Regions from separate parts of the Mus musculus genome. Here all the other regions are linked to region 2. A link is a loop called in an ENCODE intact Hi-C map of the cell type or tissue named here. Cell type or tissue: left cerebral cortex. All regions are shown on one strand.

What was found. A loop is a pair of places that touch in the nucleus more often than their neighbours do. Peaks named below come from ENCODE experiments on the same cell type or tissue, not always from the same donor. Only the 100,000 strongest peaks of a DNase experiment are listed, where the experiment ranks them.
Region 1: a loop joins it to region 2, with 4 times the contacts of the local background. A loop is called at or near these places in 8 of 42 quality-filtered maps.
Region 3: it touches region 2 in a loop (4-fold over the local background); 29 of 42 quality-filtered maps call a loop at or near these places.

What each region holds. Positions count from the first base shown.
Region 1 is chr5:137,288,374-137,290,873 of GRCm38, reverse strand. Ache (acetylcholinesterase) reads right to left here. Exons shown (of 5, transcript NM_009599.4): 2 at 1-862. The coding sequence starts at 840. It overlaps Gm42456 (a long non-coding RNA gene), which reads left to right and starts at 2,230. Exons shown (of 4, transcript XR_003955815.1): 1 at 2,230-2,309. In left cerebral cortex, a CTCF peak has its summit at 1,560; DNase peaks (open chromatin) are centred at 18, 1,072, 1,701 and 2,418; H3K4me3 peaks cover 1,329 bases; H3K27ac peaks cover 1,314 bases.
Region 2 is chr5:137,031,143-137,033,642 of GRCm38, reverse strand. It overlaps Vgf (VGF nerve growth factor inducible), which reads right to left. Exons shown (of 2, transcript NM_001039385.1): 2 at 292-2,500. The coding sequence ends at 804. Among named protein-coding and RNA genes, the nearest start is that of Vgf, 2.1 kb to the right of the region's middle. In left cerebral cortex, CTCF peaks have their summits at 755 and 1,420 (motif pointing left); DNase peaks (open chromatin) are centred at 245, 815, 1,365 and 2,037; H3K4me3 peaks cover 2,147 bases; H3K27ac peaks cover 2,072 bases.
Region 3 is chr5:137,102,995-137,105,494 of GRCm38, reverse strand. No RefSeq gene overlaps it. Among named protein-coding and RNA genes, the nearest start is that of Trim56, 12 kb to the left of the region's middle. In left cerebral cortex, a CTCF peak has its summit at 1,347 (motif pointing left); DNase peaks (open chromatin) are centred at 2,077 and 2,362; H3K27ac peaks cover 954 bases.

The DNA of each region.
Region 1 (2,500 bases), 260 kb before region 2:
TGTGGCCCTGCGCCTGGCCTCTCCAGCACTCACAGTGGCCCAGGGCCCATTGGGTGTGCCACTCTGGAGGACAGCCCTGTGGAAGAGGCTCCTGCTGGGCAGGGACAGTATGTGCATGCCCACGGAGGCTGCACCCGCACTCTCCCCAAACAGAGTCACTGACATCGGGTCGCCCCCAAAGGCTGCAATATTTTCTTGCACCCATTGCAAGGCAAGCCGTTGATCCAGCAGACCTACATTGCCAGGGGCTTCTCTGCTTCCTGGTAGGGCCAAGAAGCCAAAGGTTCCCACTCGGTAGTTCATAGATACCAACACAGCTCCCTCAACCTGGGCCAGGAAACGGCCGTCATACACATCCAAGGAGGCCGCTCCGCTGTAGAAACCACCCCCATAGATCCAGATGAGGACAGGTGTGGGAGAAGCAGGTCTGGGGTATGGTGTCCACACATTAAGATACAGGCAGTCTTCACTCAACTCTCGGTTGGGGTTCCACATCTCAGTACCCTCAAACCCAGGGTACAGGGTGTCCACGTACTGGTAGCAGACATTTTGGAAGGTGGTAGCATCCAACACTCCTGACCAGGGCCGCTTGGGCTCTGGTGGCATAAATCTACGTGAGCCCACAGGTGGCTCTGCAAAGGGGATGCCCAGAAAAGCTGAGACTGGGCCTCCAGGGGCCTTCAGGCGGATGCCCCTCAGCTGGCCCCCTCGAACCCTCACCAGCAGCTGCGGGTCTTCCCGGCCCTCAGCCCTTGCCCCTCCTCCCAGGAGGGAGAGGAGGAGGAAGAGGAGTGGAAAAGCCAGGGAAGGTGTATGCAGGGGATACCAGGGAGGCCTCATGACTGCCAGGACAGGCTGGTGTCTGCTGGGAGAAAGAAAGGCAAAGGGTGAAGACAGCAGCTCAGTGGGAGATTAAGAAACAGTCTTGCCCAGGGCTTATCAAGGAGTTGCAGAGGAGGTGTGGCAGATTGGTAAGGGGAGGGGAGAAATGGAGTCAAGCTAGGAGACGCGACACAGGCAGACAAACACAAGATCAGACATACACACACCCATACCGCAACAAATGCAGCCAACTGAGATAAGCCTGGCTAATACATAGTCTCCCTTGCCCAGCAAGTTCCAAGGGCCTCCATACCTCTTTCCCCTGCAGCTTGAGCTAAGACCCCTAGTATACAGCACAGGGTTGGAAAGGCTTTGTATAGGCCCCAGGACAGGTGCAGGGGACCCTCATGGACGGACGGGTGTGGCCCCTTCGGGAGCTTGCAAGTTATAAGAAAGCACAGCCCAAGCCTCTCCTGGGTTAGCCAAAGCCTTCTGGGGAGTGGGTTGGGCATTCAAGGTATCGGGAGTCCCAGGTTCTGAAGGCATCTTGGAATCTTGTCCAGTCGACACCTTGCCCCACCCTGCTCCGCCTCTCTTCTTTCTGGTACGGCCGGTTGGTACCCGTTTGCTTTACATCAACCGCACCCCTCTCGCCTGACTCCAGCCAACTGTCTCACTCGCCCCTTGTGGGGCTCACCAGAACTCAAGCCCCTATTGCATCCCCATATTGCAATGCCCTCCACTGCCAACCGGGAGCAGTAGAGACCAAGAAGAGGCCAGAGCTCCCCGCCCGAGCCTTGGTGTGGGGGTATCTGGAGAATCGTGAGCATCGCAGAGGGGGTTGAAGGGCGAGCCAGGACGTCTGTGTTCCGGGAGCTCCGGAGATCCCCGTAGCAAAGGCAGGGGCGCTATTTTGGGGGCAACAGCTGCTGTAGTTCCGGCGTCTCCAGCCAAGAGATCAAAATTCCCCGGGTCGGAACTACCCCCTCCGGGTGTTCACCCATCACCCAGCCAGTTCTGGTCGCCTGGATCTGGGGATAGTGGCGTTGTTGGAGATTAACCAGGAAACCCGAGTGGGGCTAATTATAACTCGGGGCTTCCGCTGAGCCTCCTTTTAGAGGGAGGGTGGGAGGGTGAGAGGGAGGGAGGGAGGGAGGGAGGGAAAGAGAGAGACAGAGACACATAGAGAGAGACAGAGTCAGAGAGAGAGAGAGAGAGAGAGAGAGAGAGAGAGAGAGAGAGAGAGAGCGCAGGAGGGGTCCTGGAGCTGGCAAGGGGCTCAGCTGGGTAGGGACGTTGGGGTCGCGGCCCTCGGGATGGGGGGTGGTGCATTCGGGATGTCAGTAACCTGCGCAGTTTGGGCTCCGCCCCAAACAGGGGGCGTCTTCCAGTGTCCCCAGACTTTGAAGAGAGTGGGGAAGGGGCCTTCAGGGGGTCCCTGCAGGAAGGGAGCGCAGAGGCAGCGGCCGGCCCAGCGAGCATCATCAGTAAGTATGCAGCGGCTAGCGGGAGTTTCAGAGGAGTGCGAGGCAGTGGAGGGGCCCCTCTAGGCAGGCCCCACGGGGCAGGAGGTGCAGTAGGAGCTCTGTTGGGGGGCTTCGATCGTTCCAGGATCGCACGTTTCCCCCGGGATGCGGATTGGTCCCGACTCGGTGGAGGGTCCTGGGTGGGTTGGGAG
Region 2 (2,500 bases):
ACTTGCAGTAGTCCGTCCTCTCCTGTCATGTGGAAGGAACCCAGGTATTACACTCATGTCTTGCTTGGCACCGTGTGCCTTTACCCACCGGACCATCTCACTAGCCCCAAAGTTGTGTCTTACGAGGCATTACTAGGACATTCCATTTCCAGGTTCACCTTCACGCCTTTCTCCCACCCAGTCTGGCTTTAGTCAGAGAGTAGGGAGCCTGTGCTGACTGGCGCTTCCCTCACCGCCCCTTGGAGAGGACCAGGCAGGCCCAAGGGGACGGGTGAATAACGGAAAACAAAGTCCTAATAAAATAGTCACTTTTATTTCTTAGCAAAACTATTTCCTCCGTGAGGGGTATTTACAACAGAGAAGGAGAAGTGGGTAAGTTCACAGCAATTTGGAGAAGAGGGGAGGCTCCGGGGGCCCCAAGGCTGGGAGACAGACACTTCACACGATTAAATAGAACAGCCTTTCCCGTCTGGGACTGGGAAGTCGCTAGAGAAACTAGATGGGGACGAGGCCCCTGGAGGAAGTGGGGATATAAGGGGACTCGCACAAACCACACACCCGCCTGGGCTGGCCCCGGGATTGCCTGCGAGTTTTGTGTGTTCTAGACTGCAGACCCCAGGGAAGTCTGACAGGTCCGGTGCCGACAGAACCCGAGGCGGGGCCTTGTGGGGCGGGGCCGGGCGGCAGCCGAGGGGCGGAGCCAGGGCGCATGCAAACACTGAGAGGGAGGAGGAGCGACACGGAGGGGGGCGTGGTGGCGCGCGCAGCTGGGAGCGAGCGCGCGGAGGCGGGGCCGGGGCGGGTCACGGGCGGTGCAGCAGCACGTGCTCAATGTAATTCTCCAGCTCCTCCTGCTCCTGCAGCCGGCGCTCCTCCGCGTCCGCTTCCTCCTGCGCGCGCCTGGCCTGGGCCTCCAGATCCGGATGGTGGCGCGCAGGTGGCAACGCGTGATGGAAGTGACGGCGGCGGGAGGATGCGGGCGGCTGCAGTGTCCGCGGCCGAATGTAGTTTGGGAAGGGGTGATAGGGCCCCGGGGGAAACACCTCATCCTCCTCCCGATCCCAGGGTGGGAGCACTTCGTTCCAGTCCGGCAACTCATCCCGGGCTGGGGCGGGAGGTGGGGGCTGCGGAGAGCGGACATGGGTCGGGGCTGGGGCAGCCCTGGGAGGCGGCACCGGCTCGGGAGGGGCGTTCTTCTTCCGCTTCCGTTTCTCCTCCACCTCTTCGATGATGCTGACCACATCGTCTGCTGGCAGGTGGAGTTTGGTGGACAGTTCAATGAGACTATCGATCGTCTGCGGATCCATCTCCTCGTCGTCGTCATCCTCCTCCCCGCCCTCCTCTGCCCCCTCAGCATCCTTCCGCCGATGGCCTGGCGCCTCCTCCTGGGAGCGTTTGTCCTCGGCTCCGGCTTCCCCGTCCTCCTCCTCGGCGAACAGGAGTGCGTTCTGCCGCGCCCTCTCCGCCTCCTCTGCCTCCGCCTCCGCCTCCGCCGCCTCCTCATCCTCTTCCCCCACATCGTCCTCCCCACCACCTCGCCTCTCCTGCTCTGCCTCCTCCTCCCTCTCGTTCTCCCGCTCTTGCTGCGTCTCCTGCAGCTCGCGACCCCCGAGATCGCGCTGCCGGGCTCCGCCCTGCAACAGATACTGGAGCAGCAGGTCGGAGGCGAGATCGGCCAGCCGCTCTTCTTGCGCCGCGGCCTGCCGGGTGGCCTCCGCCTGTCTCCTCCCTGCCTCTACCTGAGCTAATCCTTGCTGAAGCAGGCGCTCTCCTGCCTCGGAGCCGCCCAGGAATGAGCCCTCGAGCCGGCGCACCTTAGGGAAGGGGCCACCTAGACTTTGATACGCCTTGGATAAGGGTGTCAAAGTCTCACCTAAATGTGTTTTAGGGGAGGACACTCCTTCCCCGAACTGATGAGTTTCGGGAAGGGGAGCGCTTTCGGACATTCGAGCCTGGAATTGGGAAGGGACCGGGGGCGGAAGAGGAGCGCGCTCCGGAACGCGCGCCTGGAACTCTCCCCAGGAAGCGCGCCACACGCGCTCTGGCCCGGGGCTCTCCAGATTGACTCGGGTCAGCGTGTGCGTGCGGGTTTCAGTCTCTGCTGCCGCCGTCTCTTGTTGGCGCTTAGCATTGCTCGGACTGAAATCTCGAAGTTCTTGGAGCAAGGATGCTAGCGCCTCCAGCTCTTCTGAGCGGTCGTCCTCCTCGGGATCGCGGTCCTGAGTCTGAGGGCGAGGGGGGGCCACAGCGGGCGCTTGGATTTCTGGTGCCGGGAGGCTATGGGTCTGACTGCGCACGGACTCGGTCAGCAGAGCTTCTGCTGCTTCTTCGGGTGTTCCCTGCTGGGAACCTCCCGGGACCGACGGGGGCGAGGCCGGACGGTCCAGTGCCTGCAACAGTACCGAGGCCAGCGCCCGGGGATCCACGCCCTGGAAGAGCTCTCCCTGGTCCTGAGGCTCGGGATTCCGAGCAGCTCGGACCTCTGGTACGCCGTCATCCT
Region 3 (2,500 bases), 72 kb before region 2:
CATGGAAGGATGCTGCCCCGCCCTGGCTTGCTCAGAGGCCAGAAGTCAGATGCCAATGGTTGTGAGCTGCCATGTGAGTGCTAGCAATTGAAACCAACTCCTCTGGAAAAGTAGCCAGTGTTCTTAACCACTAAGCCATCCTCTCTAGGCCCCTGGATTGCTCTTTTATGCAATGCAACTGGGGCCCATCTGCTGATCACCCTTAATGGGCTGGGCCCTGCTACATCAACTGTCAATCAAGAAAATGTCCCACAGGCTCCCTTCTGGCCAGTCTAATGGAGGCAGTTCCTCACTGACATTCCTCCTCCTGGATGACTCTAGTTTGTGTCAGGTTGACAGGAAAGCTAGCCAGCACAGTGGCTGTGACTGAAAGTACCTCACAGGGACTAGGGAGATGGCTCAGAGAGTAAAGCATTTGCCAAATGAAGCACGAGGGCCTGAATTCAGATCCCCAGCCTCCACAGAACAACCGGCTCGCTGATGCATGCCTATGATCCCCCGTGCTGGAGAGGCAGACATGGACAGATCCCTGGAGTTCATGGGTTAGCTCGTCTAGCTGAATCAGCGAGCTTCGAGTTAAGTGAGAGACCCTCTCTCAGATGTGTAGTGACAAGATAGCTGTCACCAAGCCAGATGGCCCGAGTTTGATCCCTGGAATCCACCTGGGTAGAAAGATGGGCTGATTCCTGCAAGCTCTCCTCTGGCTTTCACATGCCCACCATGGCATGTGTGCTCCTGCCCCAAGTACAAACCCAAAATAACATGAATAAAGTGTGTGAGTGTGTGTGTGTATGTGTGTCTGTTTGTGTGTGTGTGGGTCTCTGTGTGTGTTGTGTGAGAGAGGGAGAAGACACCCAGCATTGACTTCTGACTTACATTCCGCACACATAGACATAGCTACACAAAGACACACAGTAACCCTGCAGAAACAAGAGAGAAGGGACGCATCTCAGCTCACAGTTTCAAAGGGTCTCAGTCCGCCATGGCATTAGGAGTGTGTGATAAAGACTCCTTATATCACAGGGAACCAGGAAGTAGTGCAGACTGAAGCCGGGGGACAGATGTAACTTTCCAAAGCTCACCCCCTTGGTGACACACTTCACCACCATGCCCCACCTCTTAAAGTCTCCATCCCCCACCCCACCCCAGCCCCCAGAAGACTACTGCAAGCCAGGGGCAGTTGCTTGGTGGTGGAGAGATGGCTCAGCAGTTGAAAGCATGCACTATTCTAGCAGAGGACCTTAGTCCAGTTTCCAGTATCTCCCTTCACATGAGCCTCCCTTAACTCAAGCTCCAGGGGAGCTGACACCCTCTTTTGGCTTCTGTGGGTACTGCAGGCAGGTGTACATACCCATACTCATAGCTGAAAGTAAATAGAATCTCAAAACATGAGCCTGTGAGAGACATTTCACATTCAAACCGAGACAGATGAGCTCCGGGGCATGGAGAATGTTCAACACCAGTACCTAGGAAGCAGAGATTACCATGGCTGCCTGGTGGTCACTCCCTGGATGGGCACACAGATTCCTTGAAGACACTGTAGAGGAAGAGTGACCACAGCACAGTGATCCTGTGACCCAGACTCCTCTCAGCTCTGCTGTTCTGCAGGGCAAATGGAGCCCTCCAGAGCAACGCTCTGCTTCTGATGTGAGCCTTCCTGAGAGCCATGCACTGAGCCAGCAAGAAGGCACAGCAGGAAAGTTGTGTGCTGCCAAGCCAGAAACCCCACAAGGTGGAGGGAGAGAAGCGACTCCCTCGGGTTGTCCTCTGACCTCCACACATCTGCAGTGGCATACAAACAGGCACACATGCACGCACACACAACCAAGAATGGCTTTGTTTGTTTGTTTGTTTGTTTTTAAGAGACACACGGTAGTGTGCCCTTACAATCCCAGCCCTGGAGATGTGGCTGGTCAGCCTGGTGAGTCCTACTTGTGAGTCCTAGGCCAATGAGGCCAATTCTCAAACATACGAAGTAAATGGAGCCTGAGGCCCGACAGCCATGGCTGTCCGCTGGTTTCCGCTACCTCACGCTGGCTCACACGTGCACAGATACGCCCACACACAAGACAGGAAGATAGAAGGAACAAAGGAGGATGGAGGCCTTGAAGAAGTCTAACACGCAGATGCAGGAAGATAATTCTGAGACAGTTCCCACTCTGGGCTGCCCCTCCCCTCCACTGCCTTGTTCTTCCAGCCAGGACCCCCAGCAAGGAGAAAGAATGACAGCCTGGGAGGGAATGCTGTGAATGGCCTGGCTCAGGGACAGCCTCACTGCTGCAGTGACAGCCTACAGAAGAATTCTGCAATTCATTCTCCGATGACTAAGCGTAGACCTGGGCGCTTGGGCGAGCCCGGGGGAACGTGACTCAGCAGCAAGCTGAGGGGGCCTGGCGGCGACAGGAGACTGCCTCAGTCCATGTGAGCCAAGATTACAGAGAGGACAACTAGTTCCCAGCTTCAAACCCCAAGGCGGAACGCCTGCCTCTGTGGTCAGACC